Regions from separate parts of the Homo sapiens genome. Here all the other regions are linked to region 2. The links are chromatin loops, found by intact Hi-C in ENCODE. Cell type or tissue: PC-9. All regions are shown on one strand. Links, peaks and the distances in the headings refer to the core of each region. The heading gives the core; the rest is flanking DNA. Region 1 holds the start of LOC101928398 (a long non-coding RNA gene). Region 2 overlaps ETS2-AS1 (ETS2 antisense RNA 1). Region 3 has its middle 42 kb from the start of LINC02943.

Evidence for each region. Hi-C counts contacts between places; a loop is a spot of excess contacts. Peaks named below come from ENCODE experiments on the same cell type or tissue, not always from the same donor. Only the 100,000 strongest peaks of a DNase experiment are listed, where the experiment ranks them.
Region 1: a loop joins it to region 2, with 6 times the contacts of the local background. A loop is called at or near these places in 14 of 110 quality-filtered maps.
Region 3: a loop joins it to region 2, with 4 times the contacts of the local background. A loop is called at or near these places in 15 of 110 quality-filtered maps.

Annotation. Positions count from the first base shown.
Region 1 is chr21:38,848,355-38,859,036 of GRCh38, reverse strand. LOC101928398 (a long non-coding RNA gene) reads right to left here and starts at 1,498. Exons shown (of 3, transcript NR_109926.1): 1 at 1,412-1,498; 2 at 1,082-1,261; 3 at 175-960. In PC-9, for the core only: no CTCF peak of the experiment used is centred there; a DNase peak (open chromatin) is centred at 5,406; H3K27ac peaks cover 877 bases.
Region 2 is chr21:38,908,707-38,919,388 of GRCh38, reverse strand. The region is part of intron 2 of ETS2-AS1 (ETS2 antisense RNA 1); the gene reads left to right. Among named protein-coding and RNA genes, the nearest start is that of ETS2-AS1, 24 kb to the left of the region's middle. RefSeq lists enhancers at 3,968-4,468, 4,469-4,969. In PC-9, for the core only: no CTCF peak of the experiment used is centred there; DNase peaks (open chromatin) are centred at 5,758, 6,158, 8,618, 8,718 and 1 weaker place; H3K4me3 peaks cover 1,957 bases; H3K27ac peaks cover 3,954 bases.
Region 3 is chr21:39,121,498-39,132,179 of GRCh38, reverse strand. It overlaps the pseudogene RPL23AP12. Among named protein-coding and RNA genes, the nearest start is that of LINC02943, 42 kb to the right of the region's middle. RefSeq lists a silencer at 6,098-6,157. In PC-9, for the core only: a CTCF peak has its summit at 6,001 (motif pointing right); a DNase peak (open chromatin) is centred at 6,029.

The DNA.
Region 1 (10,682 bases), core at 1,266-9,265, 60 kb after region 2:
CCCATCACTGGATTGGAAATGTCTGCAGAGCACATATTCCCATCACTTGCTTGTCTTTTATTACCTGACCTTGCCCATCACTAAAATGTAAGTTCTAGTGGTCTGCAGGCCTCATCGGGTTGGCATTTTTCATCTCTGTATCCCAAGCCCCTAGAACAGTGCAGAAGACATGATAGACACTCCATGGATATTTATTAAATAAATGGATGTGAGTGAATGCAATAAAACAAGCACTTTCAGTCAAATAAACCCAAGAGTGCTGGTCATTCTCCAAATTTGTTTTCTGCCTGCTCTGTGCCATGGAGGCCAACTCCTCTGGCTTGCACTTCGCAGGCCCTCTTTCAGGCAGCTGCCTGTGCACCTGCAGTCAATGAGAGGATGGGAGCAAAAAGTGGGGGCAGTTTTCCCTGGTCCCTTGACAGGGCCTCACTGGGCTCAGATGACATCACTTCCTCTCTCCTCCCTTGAAACCTGGGGGTGGGAAACCTTGGCATCTGGGAGGCTTCCCATCATTTGTCTGAGCTCTCATCCCTGCCCACAGCTCAGGAAACTTCCTTTGTCAAAGTCTCTTCATCTGCACCATTTAGCATGAACTGTTCCTTGTGGGGGCAATGCTCCTTCTGCGTGCATACAATTTAGATATCTTTTCTGTATATACAGAATGTATGCACATAACTTTAAAAAAATTTACTTAATTTTTAAGGGGGTGGTTTCTTCATTTTCTGCTTTCCTCTTTAGCTCTGCTTCCAAGTTCCCCTCATCACTGCGGTCCCTAGTGAAATCTTCCAACTGCATGGTGTCCAGCACATTTTCAGCCAGAGATTTTAGTTGGCTCGTGGTATCTTTCATGACCTGTTTTTTTTGTGCATTCAAAGGTTTCCAGCCTTTCTTTCTCCTCCTTCCTTTCCTGTACTCTCTGCTCCCATCTCGCGATCTCTTGGTCGAGCACTTCCGGACTTTCTGCAAAATAGGTGTTTTCATTCAAACTGTGTTATTTCCTTCTGAAGTTTTCCTCCATCCTCCTTTCATCCTTTTAAGATGTGTCCTGCATCAATCACTTGGGAACGCTTAGGAGACTCACTTTTCCATGTTTTTTTTTCCAGAAAGCCTCCTGTGTCCTGCAGAGAAGACCTGCTCAGATTTTTATTAAGGGTCGATAAGCAGAGGGATTGTAACATTCAAGGTCTGGCCTCCATCAGGGGTGACTTGAGGGCTTCCTCAGCCTGTCTCTTTAGTCCAGTGTTCCACCTTCTCCATGGACCTGCTGGTGAGAACAACACTTTTACTAAGCTCTTTTCCTCTTTATAAAGTGTCATCTCTTAATGACTAAGACCACCACAGCAACACAAACCAGGACCTCCCAGGGATGCCCAGGGACCCCCGGGGCTCATCTCATGATCTCAGCCATCACCAGCACAGCAGCCCGCAGCAGCTTCAGAGCGGCTGGAGAGACATTTGGGGACGAGCAGCCCCTCTGTGGCTCTGCCTCTGTTTGCCAGTGGCCTGTGGACCACAACTGCCTACTCGGGACCCTGCGGAGTGTTCTGTATCTAATGCAAACAGGTGCCTGGCAACCAGGACAGATAATCAGTTGGGCTGGGGGAGGGGAGCAAGCCAGATTCTAAAAACAGTGTCCCTGACATTGCTGTGCTTACTGCACAGATAGAGGTGATATTATATTCCCTGCCCAGGTCATGAGGGAACTGGGAGTGGCTGACAGCACTCTGGAGCTCAGCCACACCAGGCCCAGCTGGCCCCACAGCAAACCCAGAGGGTCGAAGTGAGGCTACGCCCTGTCCCTTTCTGTCCACAAGGGCCTGTCAGGGCACAGTGGTGGGGCCTGTCCCTGGGTGAGGCTCAGTCTCCTGATTTCAAGTTTCCTTCTGCACAGGGAAAGTGGGTCCTGCCCACCAAGGTCCGAGGGACCCTCCTCTGAAGCCCCTCTCTCCTTTGTGTTTGGTCAAGGTTAGCAGATGGGGAGAGGACTGAAGAGTCTCCCCAAAGGTCTAAACTGAGAGACCTGGATTTTCAATGTAACAATCCAGGAGAAATAAGTAGATGGAGTCTAAAATTTCTGGTGGAGTCTACAATTTCATGGATTTTCTATGAAGCTGGTTTGTCCCTGTTCAGCAAGTGTCCTGAGTGAGGGTGACTCTGCTTTGGGTATGACAGGTTGACCCAAGCTCCTTCCCTCATGCCTCCCAAGGTGGCCCTGGGAACAGTCTCCAATCCACTGAGCCGTCTTCAGAAGTGCATGTCTACTACAAGGGGATGGGGCCTTCTTTCGGCTCATATTTGCCACCTTTTGCTTATTAAGCTACTTCTCTCTCCTAGAATCCCTCTGGCAGACCGAGACTCACAGCCTCTTGTTCATCCTCTGGGACTTTGCCATGAGCAACTCGCTCATGGTCCCTTTACCCAGAATGAAATTAGAGAACTGTCCGCCAAGGCCAGCCCTGGGGTCTTGAGAGATTGCCTAGCTCAGGCAGTAGGGGCCCCATGGATGTAGAGGACCAAGGCTCCGACTGGCCAGGTGGTGAGGGCCGGGGTGGAGGTCTAGGTCAGCCAACGCCTGAAGCGATAGTTGTGATAATTTCCTTCTTTCCTTCCTTCCTTCTCTCTCTCTTTCTTTCTTTCTCTCTTTTTTTTGAGACAGAGTCTTGTTCTGTTGCCCAGGCTGGAGTGGAGTGGCATTATCATATCTCATTGGAGCCTCAAATGCCTGGGCTCAAGCAATCCCCCTACTTCAGCCTCCCCAATAGCTGGGACCACAGGCATGCACCACCATGCCAAGCTATTTTTTTTTTTTCCTAGAGATAGGATCTCGCCATGTTGCCAAGGCTAGTCTGAAACTCCTGGCCTCAAGCAATCCTCCTGCCTTGGCCTCCCAAAGCGTTGGGATTACAGGCATGAGGCACTGCACGTGGCCTCTTTTTTTAAAAACAAAACAAAACTGGGCTTTATTTTTTAGAGCAGTGATAGGTTTAAAGAAAAATTGTGCAGAGATATTACATAGACCCTTGACTCCTCCCACAGTGTCCCCTATTATTATCAGCATTTTGCATTGTTGCAGTACGTTTGCTAAAATGGATGAAAGTACTGGTACATTATTATCCATGAAAGTCCATAGTTTACGTGAGGGTTCACTCCATGTGTTGTTCAGTTCTAGCAGTTTTGACAAATGCATAATGTCAGGCACGCACGATTACAGTAAAGCATAGAAGAGTTCCACTGCCCTAAAATTCCTCCTGGCTCCACTTGCTCACGCCGCCCTTCTTGCCCCTTTGCCCTGATACTTTTTCTGTAGTCCACATTGTCTGATATAAATACAGATATTCCAGCATTAACATGGTATATCTATCTCTATCTCTTTACTTGTATTCTAATTGTGTCTTTATAGTTAAAGTGAGTTTCTTGTAGACAACATACAGTTAGGTCTGGTTTTTTTAATCCACCCAGCTAGCGTCTGTCTTGTAATTCACATATTTAGAACATTGACATATAAACTAATTATTAATATATTTGATATAATATCAACCATATTTATTACTGTTTCTATGTGTTTCCCTTGTTCTGTTTCTTTTTCCTCTTACACTTTTTTCTCCTTTTCTGATTTTCCTTGAGAATTTTATATGATTCCATTTTATTTCCTCTTTCATTATATATCAGTTATACTTCTTTACAATTTTTTTAGTAGTTGCCTGTGATTTTGCAATATACACTTAAAACTGATCCAAGTCCATTTTCAAATAACACAATACCACTTCATGTGTAGTGAGAATATGTTATCACAGAGTATTCACAATTCTTTTCCTCATCTCTTATAACATTTTTGTCATTCATTTCACTAATTTATAAACTATAATCACCCAATACATGTTTACTATTATTATCTTGAAGAAAATGATAAACTGTTAGATTAGCATAAAATATGAAAAAGAAATTATTCATTTTAGCCTTCGTTTCTTTCTTCTTGAATGCTCTTCATTCCTTTTAGTAGACCTGAGTTTTTCACCTATGTCATTTTCCCTTCTTTTTCAAGGAAGTCCTACTGGCAGCAAACCCCTTCCGTTTTTCTTTCTCTGCAAAAGTATTTGCCATTCACTTTTGAAGGATAATTTCACTGGATACAGAATTCTATCTATAGCTAGTGGTGTTTTCTTTCTTTCAGCCCTTTAAATATTTCACTCCACACTCTCTTTTTACTTGCATGGTTTTCGAGGAGAAGTCTGATGTAGTCTTATGCTTGATCCTCCATACGTAAGGTAGGTTTTTTTTCCACCTCTGAATTCTTTCATTATTTTCTCTGCATCTTTGATTTTCTGCAATTTGAATATATACTATATACCTAGGTATACGTTTTAAAATATCCATCCTGCTTGGTGTTCTCTTTAGTTTCCTGAATCTGTGGTTTGGTGTCTCATTAATTTTGGAAAATTCTCAGTCATTATTACTTCAAATATTTTTTCTGTTCTTTTCTCCCTTTCTTCTTTTTTGGTATTCCCATTACATATATGTTACACCTTTTGTAATTGTCCTGCCATTTTTAAACATGGTGCTCCATTTTTTTTTCAGTCTTTCTTCCCTTTGTCTTTCAGTTTGAGAAGTTTCTATTCATATATCTTCAAGCTCACTGACATATAGCTTATATTGTGTTCCAGTTACTACAAAAGAGCACTGCGGATGTGCTGGGCAGAAATGGGGGAGGCGAATCATTCTATATAGAGTCCAATGATTAGGTTTCAGGTTTTTAGTGAGCCTGTGTCCCTGGGCTGTGACCTTCACCTGGGAGTCTCAGTTATTATCCCATCTTATATTAGGTAATACAGGAAAGCTAGCTGAGATGGGACTGGGATGTTTCCTTTTCCCTGGGTGTTAGGATGAAGGAAGCTGAAGTACAGCATTTCCCTCCACAAAGATGAGGTGGTGCTTCTCCACCTGTCCACTAAGATAATGGAGGTGGTGGAGCCTGGTAGACCACAAGTAGGGTGGTGGCACAGATGTGATGTCCCCTGCCCAAGATGGAATCAGAGAGCCAGCCTGGGATCCCACCTCCATCACTTCCCAGCTTTGTGATCCTGAGCAAATTAGTTATTGTCACTGCAGTGTCATTTCCTCATCTTAAAAGAAGGTAATAACAGTCATCCCATAGCACACTTATGAGAGTTAAATCAAATGATGCAAGGGAAATGCCTGCAACACTGCCTGGCAGATAACAGAGTCTCAACAGATGGTAGAGGTCATTCTGAAGAGAATGCCATTTGACCTAACTGGGGTGACGAAGGCAGTTAAGAGTAGGCGAGAGGAGTGGTAGGGCTTGGGGAAAGCAGGTCAGGCAGCTGGTGGGATTTGCAGAGCTGAGGAGAGCCTTCCAGGTGCATTTAGTTGCTGACGGAGTCTGGCCCAAGCCCAGGCCACAGGCACAGTCCCAGGAGACATGCTCATGAGCTGTCATCTCAGTCCAGCCGCTGACTCACCCCACAGGCGGGCACCCAGGGAGCAGGTGCTGCAGCTGTTGCGTCATTAGACCTCTGAGGCTGTAAGAGCTGACCATCTTCTGGCTGATGGAGTAACTTGCCCACAGGTGGGGATGGGAGGGATGAAGGCCCAGCCTCTCTTGTGTGTCTGGGATGAGAGGGACAGTATCCTCACCTTGGTCTAGACTTTGTCGTTCAAAAGGTAAGCTGGGGAGCAGCAGGCTCAACATCACCTGGGCGCGTGTTACAGATGCAAACCTCTGGTCTAGTCCCAAACTTGCTGAGTCTTAATCTGCATTTGGCAAGCTCTCAAAGTGATTCCTTTGTATGTAAAAGTCTAAGAAGCACTGGCTAGCATCTTTCTGGTTCACATGCACGTTAAAGCTTGAGAAGTGTTGGCCTAGGGATCTTCGTGGATTCCAAATAGAAGTCAGAATACCAATAACCAGTATTAATTTCTGATTGTAATATCAGCAGCTGAAGGATCAAGGTGTTTGGAACCCAGGAATCACAATCAGACTTTTTCAGGCCGCAAATGGATTGATAAAACAATGGAGGTCTCTCTGATAAGGTAACATTTCAGCTGAGCATGGAAGTAAGTGAAGACATGATCATAGGAGTATCTGGGGATCGAGCAGCAAGTGCAAAGGCCCTGGGGCTGGAACACACTCAGTGTGTGTGAGAAATGGCAAGGGGTTCAGTGTGCCTGATGCAGATTAAGCAAAGAGGCCAGGAGTAGGAGGTGATATGGAAAGATTGTGTTGACTCTGCAGTTCATGGTAAGGCCTTAGGATATTGTCATGAGTGAAATGGGAAGCTGTCGGAAGGTTTAGAATGAAGGGGTCATATTATCTGACTTTTGTTTTAACAGGAATCTCTCCAGCTGAGTCTAATTTCTGAGAGTAGACTGAAGAGGACACAGCAGGGCAGTCTAGTCAGAGGTGCCTGCAGGAATCCCAGACGAATGGTAGGGAAGGTAGTGAAGGAGGTGAAGAGATGAGCTTTGAGCCTGGTCCTGTTTAGAGCAGAGCTGGCAGGACTTGCTAGGGATGGGTGCATGCTGTGGGAGAAAGAGAAGCTCCTGGGTTGGCTCTGTGCACCTCTGTGACTCAGCTTTCCTGGAAGGTGCTTTGCGTTTTTCCTTCAGTATCTGACAGGCATGGGCAGAAGAGTCTTTGTTTTTTGGGGGGCTTTTTTGTTTGTTTGTTTGTTTGTTTGTTTGGTGATGGAATTTCACTCTTGTCACCCAGGCTGGAGCACAGTGGCCTGATCTCGGCTCACTGCAACCTCTGCCTCCCGGGTTCAAGTGATTTTCATGCCTCAGGCTCCCAAGTAGCTGGGATTAAAGGCGCCCAACACCACTCCCAGCTAATTTTTGTATTTTTTAGTAGAGACGGGGTTTCACCATGTTGGCCAGGCTGGTCTTGAACTCCTGACCTCAGGTGGTCCACTCACCTCGGACTCCCAAAGTGCTGGGATTACAGGCGTGAACAACCATGCCCAGCCCAGGCAGAAGAGGCTTAAACATGGCCGGTGGTACATGTACTTTCATTACTTTTCTGCCCACCCCCCCTAAAATGTCAGTAAAAGCATGAAAACAGGGAACCTTACAGGATGAGGAGCCCAGGACTGGGGATTAAATAAGATGAATGACAATGTGAGTTATGTCTGAAGAGGAAAGCAGACACAGCCATGGGTGGGAGGTGACTTAGCAGAGGGAAGGAAGCTGGCTACCGAGTGTCTGCAGTCAGAGGTGCAGGCAGAAGACCTTGAGGATCCACCCGAGAGGCTCCGGAATCAGACTCCAGGCCCTCTGAAAGGTTGGGATGAGATGGGGTTGGCAAGAGGTGGGTTATTGAATGCTGTCCAAGGGTTGTTAGATCTGCTGCTCAGGCAGACACTAGCTCCTTGATCCCACGAGAGACTCGAGGGTGATCCTCTGGGAAATCGAGGCAGCTGGCACTCCAGTGCAGGGTGAGGTGGGGATATGAATTGTGCACACTGAATGGTGGACTTCTGGCCCCTTCCCCATCCCTGCTCCAGGGCAGCCATAGCCAAACCTATAACCAGCAAGCAGGAAAACAGATGACCTCTGAGGACAACATCACCCAGAGGACAGGCTCCAGATGCTAACAATGTGGGCTCCTCTGAACATGTACTTCGCCTCTCACTGCACAGGCAAATCCTGCCCCAGCACACCAGTTTCTGATAAATATTTTAGTGTCTCACTCTTAACTATGAATAGATAGCCAAGGATCACCAGACAGGAAGCCCTCTAACACAGACAAACAGAAACTAAAGACAAGACAGAAAGGATCTCAGAGAAAACAGGCAATTCAGGGAGCAGAGGGAAACTTTCTGGACAAACCCACAATTAAAACCTTCTAGGACTTAAGAGGAGCTGTATACTTGTGATTCAAGATCAGGCTCCTAGCAGGAACATTCATAGCTCCAGGATTAGGGGCAGGAAAGAGGACAGAGCTGAAACAAAATTCTACAGGAGGATTAGAAGATAACAATGAGAATTTTTGCCAAAAAAAAAATACCGCAAAAGGCCGAAGAACCAACAATAGGAGAGGAGAGATGAAAAGACAAGAGAAGAAAGTTGAACTCCTGACAAACAGGAATTCCAAAAGAGAGAAAAGGAAAAAAATATATAGAGAATAAGTTATTTTTTAAAATGCAAGAAAATTCCCTAGAGCTAAGTGGCATAAATCTCCTGATAGATGCTCAGGCCAAGGCAAATCATCATGGAATATCACTGCAGCAGAGATAAAGAGAAGGCCTTAGAAGCTTCTAGAGGAACACAGAGGCCACTTAGCAAATATCAGCAATCAGGAGGCCCTTAGAATTCTCAACAGCAACACAGGGAGCTAGAAGACAAGGGCCTTCAAAATTCTGGAAGGGCAACAAATTTCTAATGTGGAATTCTTGGCTTATGAAACTACTGATCAATTTTGAAAATGAAATACAGGCATTTTCAAGCACTCAAGATCTCAAGAAACGTTTCTTGTCTGCACCCTTTCTCAGGCAGTTACTGGGCACATGCTCGTCCAAGATAAGAGAAAACCAAGAAAGAGGAGTCTCAGCAGCGAAACCAGTGAAGCAGAGCAGGACAGAAGGGATTGTCAGGCTGGCAGCCATGCAGGGGACCCAGGGAGCCATCAGTCCAGGTGGAAGCTGGGAGACCAGGGTTTCCCGGAGGCATTCCTCCAGGAAAAACATGAACTGAATTTTTTTTTTGATATATAAGCTGTGCGGAAAATAGAATTGAGAAAGCGTTTTACAAGTAAATTGTGGCTGTTGAAAATTAGCCAGAGGTGCATCGGGGAAAATCCAAAGTAATTATAAGCTTGAAAACATACACATGTACGAGACAGAAATGCAATCTTATTTCTTGATGTGGCTCAGTGGAAAATATTTACATAATCATAGTATTGACTTCCTGAAGACCCAGATAAACAACATTGGGAAGATGAAGAAAGAGAAGCGAATGTTTGTTGGGGCAACAGGGTGGTAATTTGGGGGAGTATTAAAGAGCTGTATTGGCTTCCTGTTGCTTCTGTAACTCATTACCGGACATTCAGTGGCTTAAGACAACACAACTGTGACCTTGCAGTTCTGGAGTTCAGAAGTCTGAAATGAGTCTTCACTGTGCTATAATCAAAGGCGTCGGCAGGGCTGTTGTCTTTCTGGAAGCTCTGAGGAGAATCTTCCTTGCCCTTTCCAGCTTCCAGAGGCCGCCACATTCCTCGGCTTTGGCCCCTTCCTCTGTCTTCACAGTGAATTGTTCCAACCTCTGCTTCCACGGCGACCTCTCTTTTTTCTGACTCCACTCTCATCCCTCCCTTTCATATGGACGCTTATGATGATATTGGACCAGGCTGAATAATCCCTCCCTTTCATATGGATCCTTATGATTATATTGGACCAGGCTGGATAATCCCTCCCTTTCATGTGGACCCTTATGATGATATTGGACCAGGCTGGATAATCCAGGAAAATCTCCCCATCTCAAGATGCTTACTTGAATCACACCTGCAAAGTCCCTTCTGGCATGGAAAGTGACATGTTCACAGGATCCCATGTTCCCAGGATTAGGACATGGACATCTTTAGTGGGGAGAAGCCATGGTTTTGCAGATCCCCAAGGTTAATGTGCTCAATGGAGGATCAGGATCTAGCCCTATGAGCATGTTATTAACGAGCATAGAAGTGAATTCCCAAAAGCATCACTAAGTGCACTGGTGGTCGTAATCTCATGGCTATGAGCAGCGTGGGGTAGGCAGAGCCAGGGGCTAGTTGTTTCCATTATAAGCCTTGTGATATTTTAGACCATGTGTATCTAATGCTGTGATAAAGAGTAAAATGTCCAGTCAGGTGCAGTGGCTCAAGCCTGTAATCCCACCACTTTGGGAGCCCAAGGCGGGAGAACCACTTGTGTACAGGAGTTCCTGGCCAGCCTCGGCAACATAGTTAGACCCTGTCTCTATGAGAAATAGAAGATGAGCCAAGCGTGATGGTGTGCCTATAGTCCCACCGACTTGTGGGGCTGAGGTAGGAGATTGCTTGAGCCCAGGTAGTTGAGACTGCAGTGAACCATGATTGTGCCACTGCACTCAGCCTGGGTGACAGTTAAGACCCTGTCTCAAAAAAAAAAAGAAAAAAGAATAAAAAGAGTAAAATGCTATCGTTAGGCCCAACTCATACCTAATCAATCAAAACGTAACTTAAATTCTGGAGATCTAGTGTCCTGCGTGGTGACTGCAATGAACAATACTGTGTTGTACACGAAATTTGCCAAGAGGTCAGATCTTGAGTGTTCTCATCACATACCAAAAAGGTAACTGTGAGGCGATGGATATGTTAATTAGCATAATTGTGTACATGTATTTCAAATAATCAAGTAGTACACCTTAAATACATACCTTTTAATTTGTCAATTCTGCCTGAATAAAGCAAAGAAATCTAGGTAGGAGCTCTGAGCTCCGTATTTTTGTAGACTTAGCCTAGGCTCCACCAGGCTGTTGGATGCAGAGCCGGGCAGGAACCCCTGTCAGCCCTCGTGACTACTCCTGGAGTTTATCGCTGACATGTCTCCCAAGCAGGATGTGAGCAGATAGGTTGCAGGGCCTGTGCCGGAGTCTTCTGGCTGCCTCTTGCCCACATCTGTTTCTTACATTTTCAAGGCACACAGAAGGATGTG
Region 2 (10,682 bases), core at 1,506-9,505:
AAGAATTGGCCAAGGGGAGCAAAATCCAATCAATTCAAGGGGTTCCCCTTTCCAGGGTCTTGGACAGCGAGGTGAGCGTGTGTTTCTAGCAGGTAAAGCTGACACGTGGCATCCAGGAGGTCTCCACTCAACTTGAAGAAATTGAATGAGTGCATTTTGTTTCCTGCTTATAATTTCCACTTAAAGCACCTCTGTAGTTGACCTCAAGGCCTGCTTTGATATCAATCTCCAAAGCACAAAAGGAATCATTTTGCACTTTTTTTCTTCAAGGGACTTACAAATGAAGGATCTGATAAGCACAGTTGATGATTAAACCTAATAAGCTGGCTGCTGGAGTGCTTTGATTTACTTTGGCAAAGGCTCTTTGAGCTTGGTGGAAAACAGAATCAGTTTGTTTGTTTTTGTTTGTCTCTGGCTTTTCTGTTGAAGACCTTGATTTAAGTCTTAAAAGCAGTGGTTTTTTGTTTTGTTTTTTGTTTTAAACCAGAAAGTTCTGCAGGTTGAGAGGACTGTCCTTGGCGTACCCTGCTGAGTGGTCTAAATGGAGTCTTCTGTGATCACCAGCCACCCTGGGAGTTCCTGGGTGATGGCACCAGCCAAGGACATTTGGGGAAATGGTTTATGTATGATGTAACTTTCAATACTTGTATTATTTCCTAATTGTGAAATTAGAATAGGTTAAAAAAAAGGGGTGCAGGAGAGGAAGAGGCGCCTTGAGGTGAAGCTATATTCAGTTTTGCCTTTCAATTTAGGTTGGATTTGGGTCCCTGGGCAAGACTGGCATATCCGTGTGCATATCAAACAGCCAGTGTTGACTTCTCTGATTCTTCTTTCATTATTTATTCATTGGTTCATTCACTTCACAAAGTTACCTGGTCCCAGGTTCAGCAGCAGCTCAGAGACTCATTTGGGAGCTTTTGGAGTCACCTTCATGGGCCACCATCCCCAACCCCAGAGACTGACTCAACCAGCCCAAATGCTTTTCGAATACAAAGTCTAACTTTCTTTTGTGATTTAGACATGGCTGGGAAAAAAATCAACCCGTATAGAAATATTTTCTTGTGGAAAACAAGAGTTCCCTGCCCTGGCCACCCCACCCCAGGCTAGCTTCACAGAAATCACCATTTTAAATTAAATCTTGTAACTATTTCTGCTTTTAGTTCTGCTGGCAATCCACCCCAGGTTGCTAAGTAATGTACGTGTACCGCTTCAAAAATACCCATTTTTGGCATTATCGGTAGATTTCTCCCATGAGAAACGAAGATTTGTTCCCTCCTCCCTCCTGCTAATATAGTGCTTAGGCTATTGCTATTTTGGTCTCTTAGGGGGCTGTTTTATAAGTTTAAATAACAAGCCTTTATTTGAAGCTTCTTTAACAGTGTCTCTTAGACCCTCAGGTTGAAAGAGAATGATGTTAGGCTGGGTGCAGTGGCTCACACCTGTAATCTCAGTACTTTGGGAGACCGAGATGGGTGGATGACCTGAGGTCAGGAGTTCGAGACCAGCCTGACCAACATGGAGAAACCCTGTCTCTACTAAAAATACAAAATTAGCTGGGTGTAGTGGCACGTGCCTGTAATCCCAGCTACTCAGGAGGCTGAGGCAGGAGAATTGCTTGAACCTGGGAGGCAGAGGTTGCGGTGAGCTGAGATCGCACCATTGCACTCCAGCCTGGGCAACAAGAGCAAAACTCCGTCTCAAAAAAAAAAAAGAATAATGTTAGTGCCCCTGCCCCCCAACTCTCCTCCACCCCCGGGGTGCAGGCTGGCTGGGGCTCCGGGTCAACTCTCCCTTCTCCCTCTGTAGAAGCCAGACGCTTCCCCTCTCTCCCCTCACCTAAAGAAGCCAGTTTGGGGCCAGTCACATACTGGATTATGGATCTTCAGAATCCCTGGTCTTTGGCATTTGGAAAGGCCTGGAATATGCCTTTTTAGCAGATGACTGTGATGCAGGTGGTCTGAGAATGTGCTCTACATCTTGTAAAACAGGTGACATGAAATGGCCGTTCTAGTCTATGCAATGGCAGCATGAACACAGAAAGCTGAAACGGGGGATCAGTTCTGCAGCCAAGAGACATTAAAGCTCAAAGGTATAATCGGAAGCTAGAATTCATTCATTCAACAAATATTGACTGAGCAAGCTCTTACTGTGTGTAATGCCTTTCTTCTCATAGTTTTTGCACCGCCACCCCCACCCCTTCTCAGTTGCTTTGCCAGATTTCGAACTCCAGGGGTATTTATTCAGTGTATTGTTTCAAGAAAAGGAAGGTCTTCACAAACAGGTGCAACAGGCCACAGCCTGCCCAGGCGGAGGCTTGCAAGCACCTCTGATAAAGCAGCAAAAAAACACGGGAGGACATTTTTTCTTTCAGATTTTCATATACAGATGTGGAAGAGATAAGGTTAGCTCCATTCTAAGTTCTCTGTGTTTGGTTAAAATAGGCTCAGTTCCTTCCCTCCCTCCCTCCCTTCCTTCCTTCCTTCCCTCCTTCCTTCTCTTCTTCCTTCTCTTCCTTCCTTCCCTCCTTCCCTCCTTCCTTCTCTTCTTCCTTCTCTTCCTTCCTTCCCTCCTTCCTTCTCTTCTTCCTTCTCTTCCTTCCTTCCCTCCTTCCTTTTCTTCCTTCCTTTCTTCCTTCTTCCTTCCTTTCTCTCCCCTCCCTTCCCTCCCTCCCTTCCTTCCTTTTTCTCTTCCTTTTCCCTCTCTCCTTCCATCCCTCTCTTCCCCCTTTTTTCTTTCCTCAATCCTTATTTCTAACTAAAAGGCCAATAAAACAAACAAACAAAAACACATAAATTTCAATAACCTTATAGGCATCCCTTCAATTAGGTCAATAAGTAACCAGATCATCATTTGATTTTTCTAAGGTACATAGAATTGTATTGTGGAAAAACAAATCCAAGGGCAAAGAGAATGCCTACTGTGGCTCATTGTTTTGCGGCAACATCTCATTTAATCTTTACAGCAAACCTACCAGGGAGGTGCCATTACTATTGTTTGTTTAGAGGTGGGGACATGAGTCTAGAAGGGTTTAATCAGCCTGAGGTCCTTTGGTGGGTAGATGACAGAAGCAGATTTGAACTCCTGGGCTCTTGATACTATAGTCAGCTGCCACTGATTGAAAATACCAATTCACACCTTCTAACAAGAATGCAAGATTGACTTGGCTGTGCAAAATATGCATTACATTGTGCCAATAAAGAGTTCACCTAAGTTGTCCAACCTAGCATTTTAAGTCACTTGACCTAAATACAATGCACCCAGTTAAACTGTCCTTGAAAATGACACATCTACCCTAGTTTGTGCCTGGTACTACAATGTCCATAGTAGCATTTAGGAAATGGTTTTAGTTACAAATCCCAGTTTTAGGAAAAATGAAGATGGATAAGCTTTCCAATGAAGGGCTCAGGACAAAGTTGAGGGTCCTGCTCGTTCTCTCTTCTGAAGTTGTTCCCTTCTGAGGGTGTGTTTTGTACAGCTGCTTCTGTTGCTCTGTGTCTTTTTGGCTTCAGATTTTTAAAATCTTCTCTTTAATCCCTGAAAACAAAAGGTAAGCGTATGTCTCTGTGCTTCGTAGCATGTGTCCAAATAATCACCGAGACAAGCAGCTTGCTCAAGCTGTGAGTGAAGAAGCCAGGCTGGTTTGTGTTGCCCTTGGTTTGGGGTTGGACAGTTTCTCTTTTAAACCTCTTCCTAGATGTTGGGATCCCAGGCAGCGATGGGGTCAGAGAAAGCTGCCTCTAAGAGTCAGGTTCTTCTCCACATCCAGACAATGACTGAAACAAATCTTTCTAGCTCCAAAGGCCAAGCTTTCAGAAACCAAGTTGTGCTGTATGTGAGCCCTTTCACGATGGGAGGAATGCCTGCTTCCAAGTAGGGGTTTGAGGAGGAAAGAGATTCAGCTCCGGACCAGCCATTTCTTTTTTGGAGGAAATATATGTGTGTGTGTGTGTGTGTGTATATATATATATATATATATATTTGTGTGTATATATATATGTGTACACACATACACACACATATAGAAATACAGGACATCAAAGCTCTTTCATTTGGGAAGAACTTTCCCTTTGCCATTCCATTAGCATAAAAACAAGCTCCCTGTTGGCTGTTAAGTTCATACTGTGTGTGAACTTTGAGATACAGAAGGATTCATCTGTGTGATGCATTACAGAGATCTTGCCTGGGAGTGAGGACTGTTGATATTGTAAAAATGCACCACTCCTAGAAGGGAGGAACAAAGGAACTCGGTCCAAGAGCCTCTCTGAGACCTCTTCTCCCTTCTCTGTCAGCACAGGAAAAGAGAGTGGAGGGGCTGCTGCCCCAGGAAGGCTGGGCCCACCCCTCCTCACAGGCACCCTGATGCCTGTTCAGCTTGGCTCTCTGGATGACAGGCAGAAGGTAACATGATGCCACCAGCCACCGGCCACCCTCTCTTCCTCCTTCCTTAACCCTTCAGCACCTAGAGAGCTGGTCCTTGACTTCCGACCTCACTTGACCCCTTCCCTGACACAGAAGCAGGTTCCTCGGCCGGGTCATCTGGGACACACTGGCCCTTGCCCTCTCTTGAATTTGCCCTGTGCCCTGAGGTGAGCGTTGACCTCTCTCCTCTCTGACAGGGAGAACCAAGCCACCCCAGCTGCCTCAGAGGTGTGGGTGGCTTAATGAGTCAATGTTGGTGAAGTTCTTTGAAGACACAAAGTGCTCCGTAAAAGCTGGTTCCCATCTTGCTGACAAAGGCGCTCCCTGAGCTCTGGCCCTTCTGATAGAGAGTGGGCTTCTGTGGTCCTTCCTCCCTTCTTCTTTATGGATGACGTAAATAGCTCCTCTCACTTACATTCTCCATGGGTGAGAACGCATGAGGAGAGAGAGACAGGGAGGGAGAGACAGAGAGACAGAGAGAGACAGGGAAGGAGAGAGAGAGAGGGGTGTGTGGGATGTGTGTGAAGTGTGGTGTGTGTGGTGTGTATGTGGGTGTATATGTGGTGCATGTGTTGTGTGTGATGTGTGTGCTGTGTGTGATGTGTTTTGTGTAGTGTGTGGTTTGTGTAATGTGTTTGTGTGGTGTGTGCAGTGTGTGGTTTGTGTTGTGTGTTGTGTATGTGGTGTGCGCTGTGTGGTTTGTGTGGTATGTGGCATGTGTTTGTATGTGTGTGGTATGTGGTATGCATTTGTATGTGTTGTGTGTGGTATGTGTTGCATGTTGTGTGTGGTATGTGGTGTGTGTTGTGTATATTGTGTGTTGTATGTGGTGTATATTGTGTAGTTGTGATGTGTGTTGTATGTTGTGTGTGGTTTGTGGTGTGTGTTGTGTGTGGTTTGTTGTGTATGTTGTATATTGTGTGTTGTGTGGTATGTTGTNNNNNNNNNNTTGTGGCGTGCGTGGTTTGTTGTGTGTGTGTTGTGTTGTATATTGTATGTTATGTGGTGTGTGTAAGTTGTCTGTAGTGTGTGTTGTGTATTGTGTGTTGTATATGTGTTGTGTATTGTGTCTAGTATATTGTGCTTGTTTGTAGTGTGTGTTGTATATTGTGTGTGGTCTGTTGTGTGTGTTGTGTGTATGTGTTGTATGTTGTTTGTGTTGTCTGTTGTGTTTGTGTTGTATGTGTTGTGTGTTGTATTTGTGTTGTATGTGTTGTGTGTGTTGTCTTTTGTCTGTTGTGTGCATGTGTTGTGTGTTGTGCGCAGTGCATGTTCGCCCTCCCTCCCTGGCAGCAGGGCTACCTGGCTGCGGTGCTCACTGCCCTGGGCGGTGGGCGGAGCGGTCCCTGGTGGGAGGGGACAGGGCTCTCCCGCAGGTGACTCCTGCAGCCTGAACTTTTGTTCTGGGAAGGCCACCCACGCTCCCCGCTCCCCGGCAGGCCGCCAGAGCCAGGGCCGCACGCCCACGCGGGAATCAGCCAGGCCGACATGAAAGCAATGCGCTTCCAAACTGGCAGAGGATTTAATTTTTTTTTTTTTCTTTCTCAAACAGCCCCAGTTGCTTCTCTTCTCCACGGTGATTTCTGCATACTTTATCCAAACCCCCTCCCCACCGCTGTTCAGTTTCTGGCTCCTCTTCCTGCCCGTGCTCTGAGGCCAGCTGGGGGCCTCCCAGGTGACTCCTGCTGCTGCTGTCACTGGACCCTGACGCTGTGCCGCACCCGAATTCCTCCGAATGGAGCCTTGGCCAGAGCAAGGCGTGCCGTGTAGAGGAGCGGATCTGAGCCTGGCAGGAGATCGCTAAAACCTTTGCCCTTCACACAAACGCGGAAGCACGGGGCGGGTGCTGAAGAGCCAAGCAAGTGTCCCCCATTTCCTTCCAAGGCAGAGCAGCAGCCCAGGGAGGCCCAGTTTCCATCGCGGCAGAAGGGCAGAAGAGTGGGGGAGGTCCCAGGACCACAGCCCAGGGGACACTCAGGATGCGCCAGGAAGGACATGGCAGACAGGCCCTTTAGGTGGAAAAGCAACCCTCAGCTGCCCAGAGAGCGGCCCCTCCAGGCCCTCCCCGCCGTCTGCAAAGCTCTTCAGCTGGGAGAGGAGGAAAGGGTTTGTTCTTGACCTCCTTCCTTTCCTTTCTTCTCCACTGTCCACCAGAGAGCAGGAAGACAGGCTGATGCTCTTGTTAAAGATGAAGGCATAATTCACATGCCATAAAATTCACCATTTTAACCATTTTAAGGTGCACAGTTCAGTGGTTTTGAGTGCATTACATTGTTGGGCAACCATCAGCATGGTCTAATTCCAAAACATTTCTGTCACTCCAAAAAGAAATCTTGTACCCATTAGCAGTCACTCCCCATTTCCCCCTACCCCCCAGCCCCCCGGCACCCACGAAGGTGCTTTCTCTGTTTCGAGGGATCTTCCTATTGTGGCAAATCCTCTGAATGGAATCATACAATATGTGGTCTTCTGCCACTGGCTTCTTTCACTGACCATAATTTTTCAAGGTTCACCCACGTTGTAGCATGCGTCAGCGCTTCATTCCTTTCCATGGCTGGACTGTATTTCATTGTATGTCTGGACCACATTCTGTTTCTCTAGTCATCAGTTGATTACTTACTTTTCAGGGCCCACTTAGCCTTTCTTCCCAAGGGCAGGGGCTCTGTTGTCCACTGTTTTGGAGTCTTCCAGCAGACTTGATGGAGTGTACCAGTGGTTTCCTTGCTGGGCAAATAACCAGAGGGTCCCTGGGTACGGGAATCTCTGAGTCCTGATCTTTGGCTCTGCTGCAGACCAGGTCACTGTATGATCTTTTAGCAGCCTCTTTACCTCACCTGGCCTCAGTTTCTTCATCTGAAAAATGAAGGGCTTGAAGCAGATGGTCTCTAACACTTCTCCTGGCCCAACACTTTAAGATGTTTCAGCAAAGCAGTGAAGAAGCAGCCTTCTGTGACCTTTCTGAACAAGGCAGAGGAAAGCAAGCTGTAGGCTGACATAGTTAGGTGATTCCATAACAAAATTGCGCTGTAAACAATCATCTGGATCAATCGACAGAAGGCACTTGCAACAGGTTCCCAGATGACAGAAAACTATAGGAATGACAGGGAAGGAATGATGGGGCAGATTAAAATGGAGAAATTTAACAGGGACAAATGTAAAAGTCGGACATTTTGCTCCAAAGTTCAACAGAACAGCTACCTGCTTTGTTGGATATGTTCAGGCAGTGTCCTTTATAAGAGTTTGATTGACTCTAAATGAATCTCATTATGAGTCACCATTGGGACAGGCTGCCAAAAGGCCAATGTGACTTCAGATTAAATCAATAGAGGTCTACTGGCTGAAACAAGGGAGGTGACATTATTGAGTCCATCCCTGGTGTATGTAGCTGCTACCCTCTGAGAAGGAGGCCCCCAATAGGAAAAGCCAGAGGGAGGATGGATAAGACATGAAGAGCTCTAGAACCATGGTTTGGTAGTAGGAGGGGCTCAGGGTTTGGGTCTTTAAAAGATAAGACAGAGAGTGCTGTTCACATCTGTGAAGGAACATGGCATGAGAAGGGGAGTTGACTTCCACCATGGGGACCTGCAGGGTGACTGGGGCTGGAAGATGATCAATTGTGACCCAGGACCAGGAAGAACTTCGCAGCAACAAAAGTCACAGGAAATGGAAAAAACTCCTGGTGAAGAACACAGACAGACACGGGGCTCCACTCATTAGGGGCGTGACTGGGGAGACCAAGTCACGACTTCGAGGGTCCTTTTCATCTTTGAAATAAAATGAATTGTGCTTAGATGGGGTGGGGCAGGGAGGTAGGGAAGCACCAATCACAGAAGAGTCGTAGGTACCTGGGATCAGCCTTCACTGGGTCCTGCCAGCAAAAGAATAGCTGCCCCTGCCCCAGTTTAGAGTTTAAATGCAAACTCTAAATGTTTAGTACCTGAAACTCCCAGAGGTAAATTACTTTCTGAGGCAATTGTGCATTCATCTGAGGCAATCAGCTATCTCTAAATCCACCTAAGCCCTCATTTGAATCAGATCGGGTGATTCACAGCAATTTGATGTCACTTTGAAAGCTGGTTTGTTGCCAAAACACCAGCCTGGTGCCCTTGATGACAGCCAGGCACAGGGCTGGGTTCTGCCTGGAATTGAAGAGGCTGGTGGGTGGGGGCGTCTTTGGCACCTTAAGAATTTTGAGAGGAGAGAAGGGAGCCCTGTGGCTGCTTTATGGTGTTAGGTCTGTAAACTGCCTAATTTAGCACAAATGCCTTTCTTCATCCAGGTAGCCTCGGGCTTTCTTCCACAAGCGAAGTGTGTGGCCAGTGAGTCAGATGACCTGCTCCTTCTGGAGATGGCTGGTGCCATTCTCAATGTCAGTGGTCGCTTCTTACAGATCCCGATAGATTCAGGCCTCAGGTAGCCAAACAGGGCATCCCATGGCCCCGGCCAGGTTCTGTAGAGGCAAATGTTCAAAAGGGAGTGGCTCTGACACCATTGTCCATGCTCCTCCCTGCCTTGCTTGAGCGACAAGTGTGGCTGCTTTTAGGAAGTGGGGCTTGCTTTGGGAGAACTGCCTCTCGAAGGACTCACACCTATAATTCCCTGTTGTTGTCTCTGGAAGTCTGCAGCTGCCTGGTCCTTAGGGTGAAAAGCAGCTGGGGAAGCTGGAGCCACACATTCCAAAGGGCTTCAGGGACAAAAGCACCCTGAATTTAGGAAACAAAAGACAGGTGGAGGAGGAAGCATCCAGCAACCCCCTTGTAATCTCAAAAACTGACTCACGCCGGTGCCGGCCATAGGGCTGCCACGGTATATGGCTCAAGGAAGCCCAGGCTCTCCTGGGAGGTTCTAGCCATTGTTGAGCCTGTGAAGGAAATGTGTCAGGCCAGCCCTTCCTCACTTTCTTGATTTAGCAGGCTGGAGCTAGCTGTAAATGCTGATCAATTCCAGTTGCCAGACTGGAGCTGTAGCAGCGACCTGGGTGATCTCAGAGCCCCATCCCCTCATCTGTCACGGGAGAACTTGGCCCCGGAGCACACTCCAGATATCTCGCTCAGAATGCAGTTCTGAGCATCAAACACACAGTTCATGTTCCTGACTCTGTTGGCTTTGGGACACTCTATTGGCTTTGGGACACTTTCAGGATGTTCTTGCAAGCTACTCACTGTGGGCCTCAGAGTCTGACCTGTCCAGAACTGCTGGTCTGCAAGGGGGCCTGTTCTTGGGGGTTCCTGGGGACCCCCACCCCAGGGACCACCCAGTGGTTGAGGGAGGGAGAATTGGTCATGAACTATGGATGATGCCAGCACAATATCAGATGTCATCACCCCGCATGGCCTAGGTACTCGCCTAAACAGACATCAGCACAGAATTTTGGGTGAGGGGGTCTTCCTGACCACGCTTTCACTCCTCAGAAACCTCTACTGCCTGGTGCTCCTTCCTCAACTTGTCCCAGAAACAGTGGCGTCAACTAAAGAGAAAGCGGGAAGGCAGGTACCTTCGGCAGGGATCTGGCGTTGGAACCTCTGCCCCGAACGTTGAAGCGCTGCTGTCACAATCACCTCATTCTGTCCCAGGACTTCCTCCTCAGCCTTTCCCCAGTCCATTTCTGAGCTTTGTGCCCTGTTCCCACCTCCCATAGCCTTTTCCCTCCTGCTGAGATAGGAGAACCGCCAGGAATGTAAACTCAATCTTCTCCTCTGGGGACTCTATGCTGCCTGCTACCAACAGCAGGCATCCCAGGATGTGGGATTTTCAGTGCTGAAACCAGGACAGTGATTCTCAAACTTTTTTTGATCCCAGGTTTCTCTGAAAATCTGAAGGCCATGGGCCCTCTCTCCAGCACAGCCTCCATAAGCCCAGACACATGCCATTGTGCATGCAATTCCAGGGGTGCTGGGATCCCCTTCCCAATCAAAGAGAGGACTTAGGGACCCATGGACCTGTCCAGAGACCTAGGCTGAAGATGGTAGCATGTAGGGAGGGGAGGTTGATGCCATGGTTAATTGCATAAGCTCTGGAAGGAGACTGGCCATGCTGCCTAGCCAAGCGCTCCCACTATACAGCTGAGAACCCTTGGACAAGTTTCCTAACCTCCCCAAGCCTCCCTTTCTGCATCTATAAAACAGGAAGCACATCTGTTTCATGGGGCATAAAAGACTTAATAATGACACATAGTGTGAAATACAGTGTCTGGCAGAACAACATCATGCATGCACTCGCCTGTTCAAAACATGCACTGAGCTGCCACGTGCCAAGGCCTGTCT
Region 3 (10,682 bases), core at 1,621-9,620, 210 kb before region 2:
TCCTGGTAGTGAAGAAAACGTTCTGAAAAATGGGATGCTTGGCCATAATAATATGAGTTATTTTAGGAGCCAACATGGGTGGAATTTCACATAATCTTAGGGGAGGTCTTTCATGAAATGCCATAAATCATAACAAAATCCAGAAGCAGTAAAGGAAAATATTGATAAATTTGACTTCACACAAACTAAAAGCTTTTGTAAGTCAAGAATGCCATAAGCACATTTAAAATACCAACCACAAAATAACCATCAAATTAAAGTATGAAGCCAATTTTCAACCTAGCACTTTTCTGAGCATTTTTCTTTGCTAAGAAAAATATTTGCAACACATTTTGTGGTGGAAGCTGACAGCTAGATATCCACTGAAATCTATTTTCCTTCTTTAATTGTCATGGGATTCTAGAGAGGCCTACATAGCACTCTTGGGTGGCCTTCACAATCCCTAGTACCTGGTGTTCATGCCCTTATGTTGCTTCCTCCCCTTGAGTATGGGTAGGACATATGACTTCTAATCAATAGTGCATGGAAAAGGTATCAGGATTGACATGATTGTGTGTATGTAATTATATATATAGCATTGTCATATCCATCTTGCTGGATTTTCTCTCTCCCCATTGGCCTTGAGGAAACCCTACATGGCAAGGAACTGAGGGCTTCTAAGAGCTGAGGATAACAGGGCAGGGCTGATGGATAACAAGGCAAGACGTTGAAGCCTCCAGTCCAATTGAGTTCTGCCAACCTGCCTGGACTTGAAAGTGTATCCTTCCCCAGTCAAACCTCAGATGAGACTACAGCCTAGCCAGTGCTTTGACTGCCATCTTGCAAAGGACCCAGTTGAGCCAAACCAAACTCCTGACTCACAGATTCTGTAAGATAAGAAATGTTTAGTTTTAAGCCCTAAGTTATTAGTGGTAATATTGTTAGGCAGAATAGAGTAGATAGTTAATACATAGCCCAACTATACTCTATCTTTCAGCTGTCCTGGCAGTTAGATGTGGCCATATGACCAAATTCTAACCCATAGGATATGAGCAGAGCAATGTGGGTCACTTCTGGGCCAGGGGTTTGAAGGAGTTGGTATGACTCTTGCCCATGTTCTTCCCCCTTCTCCATAGCTAGAACACAGATGTGCCCCTACCCCAGTATTGACATTGCGGAAGAGAACAACATCTTGAGTCATGGTGGAAAAATAAGATGGAAGGAACCTGGGTACCTGAATGTGATTTTAGTGTATCATATGAGTGGCCATGTGTAGCAGTATGAGACATTCACTTCAGACTGTCATAGGTGAGAGAAACAACCATTTATTTCATTTAAGACACATATTTTGTTGGCTATTTTTGTTATAGCAGCTAGCCTAACTAATTTCCATAAGAAATAAAACATACAATTCCAGAAGAAAAAGCAATAAAATAATAAAAACTGGGCAAAAGACAAATAAAGACCCTTCACAAGAAAATAAGTATAAAAAGATGGAAAGTTTTTCCATCTTGTTCTCCTCCCACCTCCTGGCTCCTAGAACAGAAACCATATTATTCTTAAGAAAAGTAATATCTATTTTCTCTGAGACATACTTTTTACCTATCTAACTGTCAATGTTAAAATGTTGATGGTTTCCCATGATGACACTGGCGTAAGGAAACTTTCCTTCTAATATACAATTCTGTTGGTAGAAAGCTAATTATGTGTAACTTTTCCAGAAGACACACACACACATACAAAACAAGCAGAGTACTAGAATATATTTGGGATGTATAGTAATGTCTATAGTCTGCCTACTCATGCAAATAAAAATATACAAGTACATATTTCTGAGTATATGCATAATCATTTCTTTCTGGAAGGAAATTGCAAGGAATTGTTAACCAGTGGGTAGAATGACTGGGGCTGAGGTGAAAATGTCATTTTTCATTTCATGTCTCTCTTGACTGCTTCAATTTTATTACAATGAATTTTTATTTAAAAAACACAAATGGATTATCTGGTGGTGGGTTGGATGATTCTGCCTTTTCAGCCAGAATAATCTGTTTTTTTTGTTTTTTTTTTTTTTACTGCAAATAATTTATGCCAAGAATTTTACTTCCAAGAATTTATGTGTGTGTGTATATATACAAACACACACACACACATCTGCACATAAATAAAAATGTATACTCTATCATTTTTACAAAATCAACACAGTAGAAAGGAATTTAGGGCTTTAGCAGGGGACAGGTTGGAAAGGGATGGTACCTCTATATGATGGAATATGACTGAGCCATGAAAGGAATGAGGGAATTCTGTATGGGCCCACATGGACAGATCAACAAGACAACAGGGAAAGAACGGTTTTTCAACAAATGGTGCTGGGAAAACTGGATCTCCACAAACAGAAGAATAGAGTTGGACCTTTTCTAACACCATATACAAAAATTAACTCAAATTGGATCAAAGACCTAAATGTCTTTGAAAACTATAAAAGTCTTAGAAGAAAACAGGGCAAAATCTTCATGACATTGGATTTGGTGAGGATTTCTTAGATAAGGCACAAAAGGCATGAACAACAGAAGAAGAAAATAGGCAAACTGGACTCCATGAGGGTGAGAAACTTTTGTGCATCAAAAAGACACTTTCAACAGAGTAAAAAGGCAACCCATAGAATGGGAGAAAATATTTGCAAATCATATGTTTGAGAAGGGATTAATATCCAGTATATATAGAGGACTAAAAATCAACAACAAAAAGACAAACAACCCAATTGAAAAAGGGGCAAAGGACTTGAATAAACATTTCTGTAAAGAAGATGTATAAATGGCTGGTAAGCACATGAAAAGATGTTCAACATCATTAATCATTAAGGAAATGCAAATCAAAACTGTAATGAGATACCACCTCACACCCATTAGGATGCCTACTGTAACAAAAACAGAAAATAACAAGTGTTGGTGAGGATGTGGAAAAACTGGAACTCTTGTGCATGGTTGATGGGAAAGTAACTTGTTGGAGCTGCTGTGCAAAACAGTATGGCAGTTTCTAAAAAAATTAAACATAGAATTACCATATAATCAAGAAATTCCGCTTCTAGATATAGATCCAAAAGAATTGGAAGCAGGGTCTTGAAGAGATATTTGTACACCACATTTACAGCATTATTCACAACATCCAAAAGGTGGAAGCAATCCAAGTGTCCGTCAGTGATGAACGGATAAGCGAAGTGTGCTACATGTAACAATGGAATATTATCCAACCTCAAAAGGGAAGATTCTGACACACGCTCCAACATGAATGAACCTTGAGGACATTAGGCTGAATGAAATAAGCCAGTCCCCAAAAGACAAACACTATGATTCCACTTATATGAGGTATCTAGAGTAGTCAGATTCATAGAGACTGAAAGAATGATGGTTGCCAGGGGGTGGAGGGAGAGAGATATGGGAAGTTGTTTAATGGGTACAGAGTTTCAATTTTGCAAGATAAAAAAAGTTCCAGAGATGGATAATGGTGATGGCTGTACAAATATGTGAATGTACTGAATACTGCTTAACTATACGCTTAAAAATAGTTAAGAGGGTACATTTTATTTTATGTGCATTTTACCACAGGAAAAAAGGAAGAAAAAGCAACCAGCAGCAACAATGTGTATATAGCACAACTATAATTTATCAAAATATATATTGTTTGTTGTACGTGTAAAGAATTTCTGAAAGAACACACAAAAAAACTGTTGACAGTAGGGAGATTGGGAAATCAGATGACAGGGAGACCTTTTTTATTGTATACCTTCTGATAGTGTTTGGAATTTTAGTTTGTGATGTACACATCTTTTTGAATTTAAAGCAAATTATTGATTACATTTACTTTGAGGTTGATTTCCTAAATGACTCTGGGGGCAGCCAATGAGGATTATACTGATTCCTTATGTTGGTTTCTGCTGAGATATTTTGAGTTGTTGGATTTTGGTTTCTTTTATCAAACTCAGTTTTCCAAAGGATAATACTTAATTATTTAAGAGGAGAACAGTGAGACAAATTAAAAATTTAGTTGGATTGCATTTGAACAACTTGAATTAATATATAAAACAGTAAAGGAGCCTTCAGCATTTCTTTTTTTTTATGGTGAAAAGGTATACATATATTTAGAATTAGCCAGCTGGACTCAGTTTAGATGATCCCAATTTTGTTGGCAACATCCAAAGCATCGTAATCAGGAGCCAGTGGAACATATGCCTTCTTCTCTCCATCAGGCCAAATCAGGGTGTTGACCTTGATCATGTCAATATCATAGAGCCTCTTCACAGCCTGTTTGATCTGGTGCTTGTTGGCTTTAACATCCACCATGAACACACGTGTGTTATTGTCTCCTGTCTTCTTCATGGCCGACTCAGTGGTCAGCGGAAACTTGATGATAGCATAGTGGTCAAGCTTGTTTCTCCTGGGGGTGCTCTTCCAAGGATATTTGGGCTGCCTCCGGAGTTGCAGTGTCTTGGGCCGCCGGAAGGTGGGGGACGTGTGGATCTTCTTTTTTTTGTGGTTGTGAACACCTTTCAACACTGCCTTCTTGGCCTTTAAAGCCTTTGCTTTGGCTTTGGCTTTAGGAGGGGCAGGAACTTCTTTCTTCGCTTTCAGCACTGTCTTGTGAAAAGGGTCAGCATTTCTTAAACAACAAATAGGGCAACAATCTAGAAAGCATTTGGCAAAAAAAACAAAACAAAACAAAAAAAAAACAATGAATATATATAATCACTAATTTGTAGGGAATGTGCTTCTGTGATGTCTAGTAGAATCCAGGCACTATGAAGGAAATGTGAATACATCTGTGCTGGGTAGCGAGTAGTTCCATAAACAATTTTCACAGCTAATGTTGATTATTGTAGATCATCTGGCTAGTTCATTTTGATTAAATTATCTATTTAGAGACAAGGAAGGATAAACAAGACATTGCCTTTAGGGAAGAAAAGAATGAGTAGAAATGTATTTTTATCCCTTTGAGTGATCCAGCATAAGAACTTTGGATTTCAGTGCACTCACAGGTCCATGGGGGAACAGTCATTAGGTAGTAAGTGGTGTTCGCTGGAGAATGGAACAGCTTCCCAGGCTGGGAAAAAGATGCATCTAAAGCCCAGGAAGTGCATGGTCTCACTCTGCCGTTTTCATTAGGCAGCTTTGTTCTTTTAAAATGCAAGATAAATGCATCTGCCTTAGAACTGAATTCTCCTGTAATAGAATTTTTTAATTCTAAATCTTTAGCTGAAATGCCCAATTATTTAAAATAAGTAATAATTTACACCCACTCTTCCGCCATTGAGAACTTAAGGCACAATATCTTGGCTTCATTGCTATTGCCGTTTGGAGCCGGATGCTCCTTCACGTGGGGCTGCCCAATGCACCGTAGGATGCTGCACAGAACCCCTGGCCTCTACCCACCAGCTGCCAGTACATCCTCTTCCCCGGGTATGCCAAGCAAAAATGTCTCCAGATATTGCCAAATGTCCCCAGGGGACAAAATCATCCCTGGCTAAGAACCGCTGCTTCAGAGGGTGGGGACCGAGAGGGGGCAGGATGGAGGGAGCCATCCACACTTGCGATGCTGCTGGGCCTGGGAGCAACATGAGCTCCCAGCTTCCTCCAGCCCTTTCCCTGCAAGGGGGAATGGCCCAGCTGAGGGGCTGGGATTTTCAGGGGCCTTATTTCAGTGAGCTGGGGTGGGCAGGAGTTTTATATGCACATATATGTTGGGTATAGATCAGGAGTGTGACTGCTGTGCCGAGGGGCTGCACATGCTCAACTCAAATAGATATTGCCAGATAGTTTCCAGAAGTGATTGACCAGTTTGCACTCTGAGTAGAGTGGCAAAATTGCGAGGGGATACTGAGCACTTCCAGGTCTTGGGGACCTGGCCAGCAGCTCGGACAGGCAGCCCCAATCTCTCAAGTCCTCATAAGAAATATGAGTGCCTTCTTTGGACATTACAGGCTCATGGGACCACCTCCTGTTTCATGAGGCCAGTGGCTGGGCCTGTCTTTTCACTCAGAATTGAGAAATCATGCAACAGAGGAGCCTCTAGGTGGCACTGAATTCTGAGGCTTAGAGGACTTGGGCCTTTCCTATCCATGCTGCGAGTTCATTGTGACCTGATGCTGGCCTGGTTGGCCAGCTGAGCCCTGCCCTGCACCTGGGCTCAGAAATGCTGCGGGAGGGGTCTCAGCGGGTGGTGAAAGGCTCTTTCCTGACAAATGCATGTGTGTGTGTGTGTGTGTGTGTCAGTGTGGTGTGTGTGTCTGGTGTGTATGGCCTATGTGTGTTCATACATTTGTGCTGTGTGGGTGTGTGGCATGCATGTGTGTGAGTACATGTGTGCTGTGTGGGTGTGTGGCATACATGTGTGAATACATGTGTGCTGTGTGGGTGTATGGCATGCATGTGTGTGAGTACATGTGTGTTGCGTGGGTGTGTGTGTGACATGCATGTGTGTGAGTACATGTGTGTTGTGTGGGTGTGTGACATGCATGTGTGTGAGTACATGTGTGTTGGGGATGGGTGGGGAGGGGAGGGCTTGCTGAGCTCCTGAAAAAGTTTTGGTCCCTGCTGGAGATTAGGAAGTCAAGCAGAAATTTTTTAGAAGACAACAGTTTACCTGCAGGACACACACACACAAATTAATTTTTTCAAGTACAAAATTCAAAGCCACAAAAAGTTACACAGTGTAAAAGCAAGTGACCCTTCCGTCCTGCCGCAGCCTCTATTTGTCCCTTTTCTACAGTGAAAATAGTGTAAGCACAGTGAAACAGAATATATATAACATATCATCTATCTCTATAATCACTATATAAAATTAATGTATACATATCAAATACAAATTTGTATATATTTGAATATATTATGTATATTATATATATATCATTTTCTTTGGTATGTGGTGAGTGACAGCGTCTTATCTGGGCCCTCAGGAGTGATATTTGCTGCCTGGGCTCCTGTTGGTCTGCAGGCCCTTATGCTACAGAGTAGGCAGTAGCAGTGGCAGGACAAGTGGGAGGAGGGAGGTTCTGGAAGGAGAAGGTCCCTCACCCCCATACACACTTAGATGCACTGATGTGCATGCGTGCACACGTGCAAACACACACACACACACACACACTTGATCCTTTGGTGTTTATTCTACGATTGGTTATTAACAGATTTGGGTGGATTCCTTAAAAGGAATTCCTTTATAGAGTTAGGAGTCTCTATTTAGAGCTCTGTGTACATGCAGGATGTGAGTTGAACAAGCTCTCCCAGGAGCACAGATCTGGAGTGTGTGTGTTTTAAAAGCTCGGCTGCTATTTTTGGGAACGATGCTGGGGAAAGCGATCTTCGCAGGGAAGGGCAAGAGAGAAACTCCTCCTCTACTCCACTTCTTTGTTGACCACAACACTGAAGTGTTGCTAGCAGCATCCCTTGTGCAGTTCTTGGAGGTATATCACATCTTTTTGGCTGTAACTTTAGAGGAGTCTTAGGTTTCTCCAGCATCTTCAGTTTTGACAGATGGGCTGACTGGAGTTCATTAAAAAATGTCCATGTGTGTTCAATTTGCTGGAAACACGTTGGTTCTATTTTCTTAAAATGGGACACGTAAGAGTATTTGAAGATGGTTCAGGTCTCTTCCCATCCACGGTGAGACCTCCTGCTGGGGGGCTGCACTCCCAGCCTTTCTCCAGCTTCTGTCACTGTCTCCAATGAGACTGATACCCCTAAGGACCTCTCAGATGTGTGACTTTCAGATGTAGTGTTGCTTGAAGAGATGTCTGGGGGTCTCAGGAGCCCCTCAAACTCAGTGGTACATCAAAGCCAAGGGGGACCTGTTTCTGGTGGGATGGTGGTTGTATTTGAGGCCTGCAGAGCTGGGAGAGGGGCTTGACTCTGAGCTCCTCCACTTAAAAGCTTGAAGCTCTGGGAAACTCACTGACCCACCTTAAGCCACTCAGTCCTATCCCTGACTATCATTTTATTAAAGTCTATCTCTCCCTTTAGATCTAATAATATTTGCCTTATATATCTGGTGGTCCAGTGTTGGATGCATATATGTTTAGAATTGTTATATCTTCTTGCTGAATTGATCCCTTTATCATTATATAATGACCTTCTTTGTCTCTTTTTACTGTTTATGACTCAAAGTCTGTTTTATTGGATATGAGTGTAGCTAATCCTGCTTGGTTTTGGGTTTCTGTTTGTGTGGGATGTCTTTTTTCATCCCTTTACTTTAGGTCAATATGTGTCTTTGGAGGTGAAATGAGTTTCATTTATACAGCATATAGTTGGATCATTTGAAAAATTCATTCAGTCTATATCTTTTAAGTGGAGTGGTTAATACATTTTCCTGTCATTTTATTAATTGATATCTGATTGTTTTGTATATCCATTGTTCCTTTCTCTCTTATTTATGATTGTGGTTTGGTAATTTTCTGTAGTAGTAATATTTGAGTCTTTGCTCTTCCTTATTTGTGTGTTTGCTTTTCCAATGGGTTTTTATATTTTTGTGTATTTTAATTATGGTAGATACTGTCCTTTTGCTTCCAAATGTGGGACTGCCTTAAGCATTTCTTGTAGGAATGGTCTAGTGGTGATGAATTCCTTTAGCTTTTGCTTGTCTGGGAAAGACTTTATTTCTCATTCATTTATAAAGAAAAACTTTACTGGGTATAGTATCATTTCCTTGGACAGCAGTTTTCTTTTCTTTCAGCTCTGTGAATATATTATTCCACACTGTCCTGGCCTATAAAGTTTCTGCTGAGAAATCTACTGTTAGTCTGACTGAGGTTCCCTCATAAGTGACTAGATGCTTTCCTCTTGTGTTTAGAATTCTCTTTGTCTTTGATTTTTGACAGTTTGACTATAATGTGACATAGAAAAGACCTTTTTTTGCATTTTATTTGTTTGGGGGTCACTGAGATTCCTGTATCCAGATGTATACATCTCTTGCTAAACTTGGGAAATTTTTCAGCTCTTATTTTGTTAAATAAGTTTTCTATTCTTTTAGTTTTCTCTTTACCTTCTGGGACACCAAAAATTAGAATATTTTGTCACTTTATAGTGTCCTATATGTCATGTAAGCTTTGTTCATTTTTTTTAAGATAGAGTTTTGCTCTGTCGCCGAGGCTGGAGTGCAGTGGTGTGATCTCAGCTCACTGCAACCTCTGCCTCCCAGGTTCACAAGCAATTCTCTGCCTCAGCCTCCCGAGTAGCTGGGATTAAAGACGCCCACCACTATGCCCAGCTAATTTTTTTCATATTTTTAGTAGAGATGGTGTCTCACCATCTTGACCAGGCTGATCTTGAACTCTTGACCTCGTGATCCACCCGCCCCGGCCTCCCAAAGTGCTGGGATTACAGGCATGAGCCACCGCACCTGGCCTAGCCTTGTTCATTTTTATTCTTTTTTCTTATTTTTATCTGACTGGTTTATTTCAAAAGACCTCTCTTCAAGTTCTGAAATCCTTTTTCTGCTTGATCTAGTTTATCGTTGAAGCTTTCAAATGTATTTTATATTTTATTTAATGCATTCTTTGGTACTAGAATTTTTATTTGGTCCTTTTTTTATGATACTCATTTCTTTGGTAATTTCTCATTCATATCCTGAATTATGTTTCTGATTTCTTTGAACTATTTTTCTGTATTCACTTGTATCTTACTCTCCTTCTTTAATATCATTATTTTGAATTTCTTTCCCTGAGATTTCATAAGTTCTTTTTGATTTGGATCTGTTGCTGGAGAATTATTGTGTTCCTTTGGTGGTGTTATATTTCCTTGCTTTTTCATGTTTTTTTCTCCTCACATTGATATCTGCACATCTAGTGTAACAGTCACTTCTTCCAATTTCTTGAATTTGCTTTCATGGGTGGGAACTTTTTTCTGAAGATGTATCTGTAGTGTTGAGTAGGGCACTTTGGTTTCGATTGTGGGTACAGTAGCATAGTTTCTGTGTGATTTCTTTGGCCTAACAGTGTCAGTGGTGTTTGATTTCCTCAGTGGCTTAGGATGTGGTTATTAGTGGAGGCTGTGGTCAAATTTTGCCGGGGGAAAGATGCCAGGTTGGCCTGTCCTCAGGTCCCAGTGGTAGTAGCAGTGTGCCAAGTGTGCCTGTCCTTCGGCTTCAGGGATGTGTACGCTGGCGCCAGTGTTAGCAGGTTAAAGAGAGCTGATTTTTGGGACTCCAGGCAGCTTACTCAGATACCAGTAGTGGTGGGCCAGGCAGGTGGGCAGGTTCTTTGGCCCCTAGGCAACAAGCATAGTGTGGGTGATGGCAGTAGCAGTGGCAGGACAAATCTCTGGCTCCCAAGCAGTTTGTGCTGGTGTTGGTGGTGGCTACAACATGCTAGGTGGGCCAGTTGCCAGGCCTGCATGTGGCATGTGCAGGTGGGTGCCCACTGTTGCAGGGATGGCAGGTTGGATGGGCCTAACTTGAAGCCCCTGGGAGGAGGGCTCAGGTGTCAGCGGTGGGGACTAGGCTAGGCAGTCCTCAGTCCTCTGGTTGGCATGCCTGGACACTGGGGGTGCAGAGCCAGGCTGGGTGGACCTGTCCTCAGACCCCCAGTGGTGCTTGCAGGTCCTCGTTGTGGTGGGCAGAGGTGGGGTGATCCCCAGGCCCAAGATGTGCTGCAGCCCTGCTTCTGGGGAGGGCTAAGTAGCTTTCAGTGGCAGCAGCCACAGGTGGCTGAGGAGTGCACACTT